Regions from separate parts of the Homo sapiens genome. Here region 1 is linked to region 2. Evidence: read pairs that join two places in POLR2A ChIA-PET (ENCODE). Cell type or tissue: MCF 10A. All regions are shown on one strand. Links, peaks and the distances in the headings refer to the core of each region. The heading gives the core; the rest is flanking DNA. Region 1 has its middle 73 kb from the start of LINC00330. Region 2 overlaps TSC22D1 (TSC22 domain family member 1).

Region 1 (5,378 bases), core at 220-5,219, 210 kb before region 2:
AGAACTGTGAGCCAAAATAATATCTCTTTTCTTTATAAATTACCCAGTCTCAAGTATTCCTTTTAAGCAACATAAACACAGCCTAATACGCTAATTTATGCCCAGCACCCAGGTCTTCGTTTCTAACACCATTCTCCAATAAAAGGAACCAGGGCTCCTTGGAAAAGTGGCCAACTCTAGGATTGGGGCAGGAAAAATGCAAGATGAGCCTGGAGCGTCTCATGGTGCTAGAAGTAAGGAAGGGCTCAAAGAGCAAAAGTAAGGAAGGGACACCTTCAAAGGGGCACAGGAGATAGCCTGGAAGAGCTCCTGGTGGCCAAAGCTGGAACAATACAAGCAGGAAAATATAGGCACTTCCCTACTTATGATGGTGCCACTTCCGATTTCAACTTTACGATTGATTTATTGGGGGTATTAAATGCATTTTTGACTTAAGATTTTCAATTTACAATGGGTTTGTTGGGACATAACCCTATTGTAATTTGAGGATCATCTGTAAATAGTATTGGATTACAAACCCAAAGTATAAAATAAATATCCAGGGGTCCATCTTAATATAAATAAGCTATTGAAGAAATAAATACATGGGGCAGGGGGAGGAGGGGAAAGAGACAACTCTTCTGTGCAGAAGAATTCCAAATAATTTCCATAGATATTCCCCCTCCAGGGGGCAAAGCTCAGCCCCCCTCCCACACTTGCCACCATACACACATTTTGAGTGTGGGAGCTTGGCTTAGGGACTTGCAAGCACTACCTGGATCAAGGTCAGCATCCACAGTGATGAATCATGTTAACAGTAGTTACCCTTGATATAAGGTGATGAAAATGGCACTTCGCCTCTGTGGTCTTTCTTCTTCCCCAAAACACTGTCATCCAGCCAAGTCATGAGAAAACACCAGACAAATCCCAGTGGAGGGACTTTCAACAAAATGCCTGTCCAGCACTCCTCAAAACTGTCAAGCTCATCAAAAACAAGGAAAATATGAGAAACTGTCACAGCCCTAAGGAGAGACTAGGAGAGAGGACCACCAAATGCAAGGTGGGATCCTGAATTAGATCCTGAACAGAAAAGGGCGTTAGTGGAAGAACTGGTGAAATCTGAGTAAAGGCACTCAGCTGTGGCTGCCTTGCCTTGGCTGGAGTTTAGCTAGCAGTACTTTACCACCATTGGCTTCTTACTTTTGAGAAATGTACTATAGTAATGCAATATGTTAACCTCAGGGAAAACTAGCTGATGGATGGGTAGGAACCCTTGTACTATTATTTGCAACTTTTCTGTAAATATAAAACTGTTTTAAAATAAAAAGTTTATTTTAAAAAAGGAAAAATACTTCCATCAGTAAAAATGCCATCAGCAAGTATCTTTGTATATTAAAAATAAATTAAATGTAGTTTTAGCCTTTTAAATTATATTTAATCATGTTATTATAAACACTACAAATTAGAATAATTTATTTAGGCCCACACAGTCCAAAGTCTAAATTTTTAATATTGTATCTTTCTCCTTCTTCAATAGGGCTGCCCACAGCTGTGCCTGAGAAATCTTGGCTTTACCTATAAACCTGTCCCATTTCCCTGGGGCTTCTGGTGTTGCCAGAGGCTCCATCCAGTGTGCTGTGTCTTGGCTATCTGGGGCTCCCAAAAGCTGTAATAAAGCCTAGGTATATTTTGCCAGGAAGCCAATGATACTCTGAATCCTTTGCATTTCAATTCTACCTTCTCTCATTCAATCAGGTCTAGTCAGAGCTAGTCTTAAGGATTTTAGACTATATCCTAAGGGCAATGAAAAGCATTTGAAGGGCTTAGTAAGGGAGATGTATAAAGAGAGGAGTAGGAAATAGAAGGGAAAGGGAGGGAAAATGACTTTAGGGAGTCATTATAGTAGTCTAGACCAGAGATGATGGTGGCTTAGACCAGGATGCTGACACTATGGGTAGGAACTTCTGATACCAATTGTTATTAATGATGATAATAATAAACATTTATATGATCCTTTAGAGTTTTCAGTGCAAACACTTTCACATTCTTCGCCAATTAATGTTTACAACTCTGGGGAGAATTTCCATGTTGCAAATGAGAAAAACTGGAGCCATAGAAAATTAAGTGAATTGCTCAAGGCTTAAGGTAGCATAATTTTAACCCAAGCGTTTTGATTCCAAATTCAATGCGTTTTCCAGTGACCTGGCTGCCAGATTAACGGTGAGATATATGTTAACAGTTTGATCTTTTGTTCTTCGGGTTAATGGTTTTCAAAAGAACTATACTTACAAGCTTAAAAATACAGATTCCTGAGCACCACTCTCAGAGATTCTGACTGAGTAGTTCTGGGGGTAGGAAGCATCTGGAACTCTGCAGCCAGCTGGGGGATGCAAGGAAGGGGCCCATGGACCACAGTCCCAAAACCAGCACTGCTAAGGTTCTTTGCTTGCTTTCCCAATTTCCATGCATGAGTAAATACTAAACCTGGGGAATCGTTCTCCAGGTGCATATCACAATGATTTAAAAATGAATATAGGTTTTTAAAAACTATTATTTTAGTGGTCATCTTTTCTAATCTGGATAGCATTAGTGCAATGGACATAATGCTTATGTTCTCTCCCGACCAATTCTATATGTTGAAATCCTAACCCATAAGGTGATGGTATAAGGAGCTGGGGGCTTTGGGCAATGATTAGGTCATGAGAGTGGAACTCTCATGAATGAGATTAGTGCCCCAGAGAGCTAGCCTCTCCCTTCCACCATGTGAGGGCACAACAAGAAGGTGCCATCTGTGAACCATGAACCAGGAAGCAAGCCCTCATCAGACATCAAATCTGCTGATGTCTTGATCTTGGACTTCCCAGTCTCCAGAATTGTAAGCAGTAAATTTCTGTTGTTTAGAAGCCACCCAGTCTAAGGCATTTTGTTACAGTAGCCTAAACAGACTAAAACAATTAGCATAATTGCTTTGAAACTATTTTTGCTGTTTAATAACTACCTTGTTCCTTTTACTCCTGTCCTGCCAGAAGCTTCTCCTGTGACCACTGTCCACATGCCTGGGCCCCTCTCCTTGTGGCTCCCCAGCAGCTGGCCTCTGAGCCATGGTGAAGGCAGTGGCCTCCAGTCCTCCACAGCCCTCGACCCAGAATTGCTTGCCACACAGCTGCCTCTTCTCAATAGAAACCTCAGCTGATACACAGAGTCAGTGCTGGAGTTTTTGTAGCTCTAGAGAAAAGGGGCCAGGAGAGTCTGGTTTTTGTATTTCCCCATCTTAAAGCACCCCAGCCAAAAAACTGCAGGTGGGGGCTTCAGTGCATCTGTCATTCTTCCTTTAAGAAAATAACTAAGTTGTCCATAATCACTCCTTGTCTTGTTTGGCCTGAATAATGAATTTTCTTTCTATTTTGGTTATCTTTCTGGCACATTTAAAATGAGATGTATATCTTTATATAACTATTTTTTGTTACTACTCTATTTGAAGGTCATTTAAGACATGTGGTTCACTATTTATTCATTTTATCTACTTTTTAATCACAAACTGAAAATAAATATCCAGGCACTTGCAACTTAAGTTAGAAAAGAGAGGCCCTGGCTAAAGCGGTTTCAGTGCTTTGAAGAGCAAAACCGCAGTGACCCAACAAGGCTTTTTTTCTCACAGTTGGCCTCGGCCTCCACGGGCAAACCCTAAAGTTCCTGTCTCTTCAGTTTCCATAGGAATATTTTACTGGAAGGTAGAGTCAAGAACCTAGAGAAAACTGGTGATGGCTTCTCAAAGTCCCTCCCAGAGACATGGCCTCAGCAGGAGGTATGGGGGAGGGGGCAAATTTCCACTTCACCCAAAGGAGCCCTGGGCTGCCCCCGCGTGGTATCTGCCAACCCCAGGAGGGGCATCCTCCTCTCTTCGTGTCAGCTTCATGGGTCTCCGGAGGGTGGAAGCTGTGGATGTATACTGAGTGCCCACTATAAGCCAGACACTGCAGAACTGCTTCAGACAGCCTGATGTTGCTCAGTCACAGACATCTCTTTCTTTCAAGCAGATGGGGCTACATATGGCAGTCACCAGCTGTGGTTACCTTGGTGGTTGGTACTATCTAGGACCCCTCAGCTTCAGGGATCTTATACCCCACAAGCTGGACTAGGCAGGGTTTCCTGATGACGCCCCAAAGATCACAACTCCTTTTGGCCAGCAGTGCCCATTGCTGGGGGCACCAGGAAACTCTGCTTCCATGGGACATGATTGGCTGTTACAGCCCACCGTTCCCTGCCCCCAACCTTGGGTTTATCTGAGAACTGATCCCAAAGTGTTCTCCTCTTATAGCATGCCCCTGAGAGTCAGGAAATATTTCAGCTCTTTCTCAGGCACTCCCCACCTTAAAGGATAGGACCAGAGGGGGCCTTTACCTGTCCTTCCCAAGGTGGGAGTGATGGTGCAACATTCCATTACTCTACAGCAGCATGGCCAGGCGGGGCAGCAAACCTTGTTCACTCCAATGCAATGTGCTCACTTTTGACCCTTTTGAAAACCCTCCTGATTCAACTTGTGGGAGAGAGGAGCAGGCCCCTCTATAGTCATCATCGTACAAACAACACGCTCCTGATATTAGGGGACCTGGCTGCACCCTCCACATGGACCATCTTCTGGGAAGGTGAGACATCCATCTGCTTTCATGACCTTTTTAGACAGTGGGTCAGTGGGAAGAGGGGAGGACCCAGGATTGGCCTGAGCTGCTTCTAAGGACAGCCTGGAATCAACATCATGACTCCTCAGGGGTTTGGTGTACTTGGGTCTAACCTTCTAGGGGGTTTAATCAGAGAGATGGAACATGCAGGAGGCATGGGATAGTTAGGATTTCCGAACAGAGGAACATTCACCACAGGCAGGTGGCTTCATGGGGGTGGGGCCTGTCTAGGCCATCAGGGTGGAAGCAGGACCCCTCTCAGCAGCCGAGGGAAGGGTATGGTGACCAGTTCCTGCCCTCCAGAGAGAGAGAGAGAGAGAGAGAGAGAGAGAGGTTATTCCAGCAAGGAGGAGGCAGATTGTCAGGCCCCAAGCCAGGCAGCTGTGGTTTGGGGCAGGGTTCCAGGGCCAGCAGGGAGCTGGAGTGCCAAATGGGAGCTGAGCAGGCACCCAGTCATATGCCAGGCTTGGCCCACAGGTAAGTTTAGACAGCAACACTCTGGGGCAGGACATCTGGGTGCCAAAGAGCTTTCCACAAGCACCTGGATCCTGGCCTTGGAGCAGCAAGACTGAGTCCCCATTCACCCCACTAGCAGACAAGGGCCCTAGATTTTGAAACAGCCAGGCTTGTGTAGCATCAGCTCAGCTACCTAGCAAGACAGAGTGAGTGTGCAGATGCCCTGGGGGATATGAGATTACCATACCCCAACCTCCTGCCAGA
Region 2 (5,378 bases), core at 219-5,218:
CATTTTACCTTTTTAAATTGTCCTACAGTCTTAGGATATTCTATTCCTTTTTTTTTTCTTTGCTTTTCAGTTTTGGAAGTTTTTATTGACGTATCTTTGAGCTCACTGATTCTTAGGCCATGTGCAGATGATCTGGTAATATGCATTCTTTTTTTCTGTTGCTGTTTTTTTTTATTTCTGGCATTTCCTTTTGATTCTCAGAATTTTCATCTCTTTGCTTATATTACCCATCAATTCTTAACATGTTCTCTACTTTTTCCACTAGAGCCCTTAGCATGTTAGTAGTTATTTGCAATTGTTGGCCTAATAATTGCAAAATATCTGCCATATCTGAATCTGATTCTGACACTTGCTTTGGATCCTCAGACTGTTTTATTTTTCCTAACCTTTTAGCATGTCTAATGGTGTTTTTTGTTTGTTTGTTTGTTTGTTTTTGAGACAGGGTCTCACTCTGTTATCCAGGCTGGAGTACAGTGGCACAGTCTTGGCTAACTGCAACCTCCACTTCCCGGTCTCAAGAGATTCTCCAGCCTCAGCCTCGTGAGGAGCTGGGACTGCAGGCGCAAGCCACCAACACCTGGCTAATTTTTCTATTTTTGTAGAGATGGGTTTTTGCCATGTTGTCCAGACTAGGTTCAAACTCCTGAGATCAAGGCAGTCCGCTCACCTTAGCCTCCCAAAATGCTGGGATTACAGGTGTGAACCACTGAGCCTGGCTATTTTTTTTTTTTTTTTTTTTTTGTTAAAAGCTAGATATGATGTATTGGGTAAAAGGAACTAAGATCAGTAGGACTTGAGTATGAAGTTTCATGTTTATCTGGCTAGGGGTTAATCTGTGTTTATTTGCTGTTGATGTCAGAGGCTAGAATTTCCTATAGTGTCCTTGATCTTGTCTACTCTGTGGTATTTGGGTTTCCCTAGAGACTCCCTTTTATTTTTACTTTTTTAGAGACAGGGTCTTGCTGTGTTACCCAGGCTAGAGTGCAGTGGCACGATCATGGCTTACTGCAGCCTTCAACTCCTGGGTTCAAGGGATCCTCCTGCCTCAGGCTCTTGAGAAGATGGTACTACAGGCATGCGCCTCCATGCTTGGCTAATTTATCTTTTGATTTTTGTAGAGGTGGGGGCTCACTGTGTTGCTAGGCTGGTCTTGAATTCCTGGGCTCAAGTGATCCTCCTGCCTCGGTTTCCCAAAGTGCTGTGATTACAGGCATGAGACTCCTTTTTAAATAGAGCCTGAGCCTTACCATTCTTTCAGTTGTGATTTCCTGTTTTACAGGAGCTCTGTTGATTGTAGTAAGATGAGTGTTGTGGAGCGGGGAGAATAGTCTGTATGTAGTCCTGTGATTAGGCTCAGGTTTTTTGTGGGACAGTGCCCCTGGGCTTTCACCTTTACAAATGCTTCTCAGCTTTTTTACCCCCCTTAGGTGGAACAAGAAAGCTAGAGAGAGAACCCTAGTTGGATATTTTCCTTATTCCACTTGGTCAGGCTTTGATATACCCGCTGTTGGTTAGCCTCTGGTAAAATAATTTTCCTTAAGGTCAGTCCTTTGTTAAGGATAACAGAATGTTCTGGGAATATTTGAATATGGTTACTTTTTCCTTTTTTCCTTTCTCCTTCCAGAAGCACAGGGATTTTTTTCTCTTTTCTTTACCCTGACAACCTGATGGGGCTTTTGGAGTTAAAAATCATGGAAGTAGCTGGGCACGGTGGCTCACGCCTGTAATCCCAGCACTTGGGAGGCCTAGGCAGATGGATTACTTGAAGTCAGGGGTTTGAGACCAGCCTAGCCAACATGGTGAAACCTCATCTCTTCTAAAATAATACAAAAATTAGCTGGGCATGGCGGGTGCTGTTAATACTCAGGAGGCTGAGGCAGGAGAATTGCTTGAATCCGGGAAGCGGAGGTTGCAGTGAGCCAAGATCGCGCCATTGCACTCTAGCCTGGGTGACAAGAGTGAAACTCCATCTCAAACAAACAAACAAAAAAAATCATGGAAGTGTGGGGAGCCCCTTAAGGCTGGTTTGCCAGGAGTTTCCATCTGTCAAACTAGTCCATATTTAGACTGTCTTAATTAATCTATTTAAGTTTTTCTTCCAGTTGTTGGCTTCAGCAATAGTTGCTGCTTCTGGTAAGCTGTGATTTTCTGTATTTGCTTGTTTCTTTAGTTTTGGAGGAGGCAGCAGATTGTCCTGTGATCTCGGTTCTCTGATGGATCTAAGAGAAGCTACTGATTTCCAGTTCAGTTTTTTTTTTTTTCTGTTGTGTGGACAGGAGTGACAGCTTCACTAGTTGAACTCAAAACTGGAAGTAGTATGAATTTTTCAGTGTCTGAATTTGCCTTCAATTTAGTTTGAGTCCCACGACTTAGAAGTAGGCTGTTCTACTAGGAGCTTTTTAAACCATTACAGTTATTTAATTTGATTCATTTAATCTCTATTGAGGATCTACTAAGTTTCATGCATCTTTTATTATGTATAGTATTTCATGCACTGGAAATATTAAGATGCTTCTATCCCCATACTTCTTTTTTCAAAGGCTTTTTCTCATTGTTCTCTAGAGGATGGGTCTATCTCTTATATTTTGCTAAAGATTTGTTGCCTTTTGTATTTTATCTTTCCTTCTATTAGCAAATGTTTTTCTCTATTAGCTCATTCTCATGAGTATCTAATTATGCTTTCATACATCATCTTAAGGAAGCCACCTTGGGTCTTTCCACACCCCCTAACTTCTGCAATCTCTGTTCACTTTCATTATCAAGAGTTGTCTACTTATATTGTTACAATCTCTCAAATTTAGTTTACTTTTCAATCTATTCCATTCTGGTTGTCGCTTCTGATACCACTGTGAATGCTCTGTCATCAGGGTCCTCCCTGTTGCAAAATCCTTCTTCTCTGCGTGCCACATACTCCTACCTCCCCACCTCAGGCTCTGGCAGCCACAGATCTTACTATCTGTCTAGTTTTGCCTTTCCTGGAATGTCATAGTGTTGGAGTCATGCAGTGTGTAGCTTTTTCAGACTGGCTTTCACTTAGCAATATGAAAGTTTTTTTCATGTCTTTTTGTGACTTGGGAGCTCATTTCTTATTATTGTATATATCTACCACAGTTTGTTTATCCATCATCTAATGAAGGACAGCTTGGTTGCTTGATGTTTTTGGCAGTTCTGAATAAAGCTGCCGCAAACATTCCTGTGCAGGTTTTTATGTGGACTTGTTTTCAACTCATTTGGGAAAATACCTGTGTGTGCAATTGCTGAGTCATGTAGTAAGCCTGTGCTTAGCTCTGTAAGAGACTGCAGACTGTCTCAACTCGACTGTACTGTTTTTGCATTTCCACCAGCAATGAATATGAATTCATTTGCTCTGCATTCTTAGCAGCATTTGGTGTTGTCAGTGATTGTAGCCTGTCTAATAGGGGTGTGGTAGTATCCATTGTTTTAATTAGCATTTCTCTAGTGATATAGGGTGTTGAGCTCCATTTCATGTTTTTTTTTTTTCTCTATTATCTTTGGTGATACATCTGCTCAGATTTTTTGCTCTTTTTTAAGATTTTTTCTTTATTGTGTGTTAAGAGTTCTTGGTATATTTTAGATACCAGTCCTTTATAAGATGTGTTTGACAAATATTTTCTCCTAGTCTGTGGCTTGTCTTTTCATTTTTTTTAAACAGTGTTTTACAGAGAAGAAAAATTTTCAATTTTAATGAAGTCTACCTTATCAATTTTTTCTTTATGGGTCATGATTTTCGTGCTGTGTTTACAAATATATTGCCAAACAAGATTTTCTTCCTCATTATCTACAAGTTTTACAGTTTTGAATTGTATGTATAGGTCTGTGATACTTTCTGAGTTAACTTTTGTGAAAGATAAAAGGTCAGTGTTGGATAGATTATTTTTCCTTTTGCATGTGGTTGTCCAGCACCATGAAGACTCTTCCTTCTCCACTGAATTGTCTTTGTACTTTTGCCAAAGATCAGATTTACCTCTTAAATCTTTGTCAAACCTGTCCACTTCTCACCATCTCCATTTTCAATCTCTTCAAGCCACCATCCTCTCTTGCCTAATTATTGCAGTAGTCCTTACTGGTCTTGCCTTATCTGTTGATCCCTGTTTTATTCACAGAATATGATTTGTGATTTTAAAGGCATAAATAAAATGCCTTTTCTGTTTAATATCTAATTGCTTTCCTTTATACAAACAACAAAATCCAAATTCTTTATCATGGCCTGTGAGACCCTAAATGATCAGGCCCTACCTTTTCTTCCAACTTTACCCTCATTCTTCCTCTCCAGCCACCTTTGGCTCATTTAGTCTCTGAATGTGTTACTGTCTACTACCTTAGGGGATTCCTAATGACTGGAATGCCCCTTTTAAGTCTCAGCTTAAATGTTTCCTCTTCAGGGATGCCTTTTCTAGTCATTATATCTAAACATTTAGTTCTCTTCCTTGACTTTTACTCTCTAACATTACATCAATTCTTTACTACTATTTTGCCCAATTTAAAAGCATATATTGTTGGTCTATTTATTGTCTGACTTCCTGAGACCAGGGATCACGTCTGTCTTGTTTGCTATTGTTTTTTTTAGCAGCTGCTACACAGTAGGCGCCAAACAAATATTTTAAGGAAGAAGACATAGGCAGCCTTTGAGATGCCCAAATTTAGTGAGGAAGATCCATATGTATGTAGGTAAATTATAGTGCCATTTTAGTGCTGTTAGAAAGTTGTAGTTTTGGAAAACAAGTAATGAAAGGTTAAGAAAGAAAAATCTTTCGGATTCTTCCTCAAGTGTGTGAACTTTATAGCTGTCAATTTATGAAGTCTTATTGCCTAGGTTTCTTTTTTTTTTTTTTTCCATTCTTTGTCACTTTTATTCAGTAGGTTTTTTTTCCCTTATTTTCAGTGCCAGACATGGCGAGGAGTGATTACAGCCAACTGTTATTAAAACATTTGTTCACAACATATACCCCCTTTATACCACTGACCCCAAACTGACTCATTTTATGTGCTTTCATTCTTTCTTTTTTTAATATACCACTATCAAGACCGGGTGGAGGGGGCAAGGGTAAGAGAGATGAAGGGGAGGAGTCCAGGAGGCCAGAAGAGGGGAATGCTACAAGCCACAGTAAGAATGAGCTGTATTTAATTTAAAAAAAAGGGGGAAGGGGTGTACCCCACAAATGATACAGTAATGAGGATACACAATTAAATCCCATAGCATGACTGAAAGCTTTCACTGTGTTTGACATCATCACAATGGAATTGCCTAGGTTTCTTAGCTAAAAGTAAGTTTGTATCTTTTATTATTTGATAGTGGGGGGTTAGCGTCCTAGAAGTCCCAGACTTAGGTTCTCAATTGTCTTAAGAAACCATCCATC

Evidence for each region. Peaks named below come from ENCODE experiments on the same cell type or tissue, not always from the same donor. Only the 100,000 strongest peaks of a DNase experiment are listed, where the experiment ranks them.
Region 1: POLR2A ChIA-PET joins it to region 2 with 5 read pairs; 2 of 35 experiments call an interaction of 5 or more read pairs at or near these places.

What each region holds. Positions count from the first base shown.
Region 1 is chr13:44,734,241-44,739,618 of GRCh38, reverse strand. No RefSeq gene overlaps it. Among named protein-coding and RNA genes, the nearest start is that of LINC00330, 73 kb to the left of the region's middle. In MCF 10A, for the core only: no CTCF peak of the experiment used is centred there; a DNase peak (open chromatin) is centred at 5,178.
Region 2 is chr13:44,521,159-44,526,536 of GRCh38, reverse strand. The region is part of intron 1 of TSC22D1 (TSC22 domain family member 1); the gene reads left to right. Among named protein-coding and RNA genes, the nearest start is that of TSC22D1-AS1, 52 kb to the left of the region's middle. In MCF 10A, for the core only: no CTCF peak of the experiment used is centred there; a DNase peak (open chromatin) is centred at 3,256.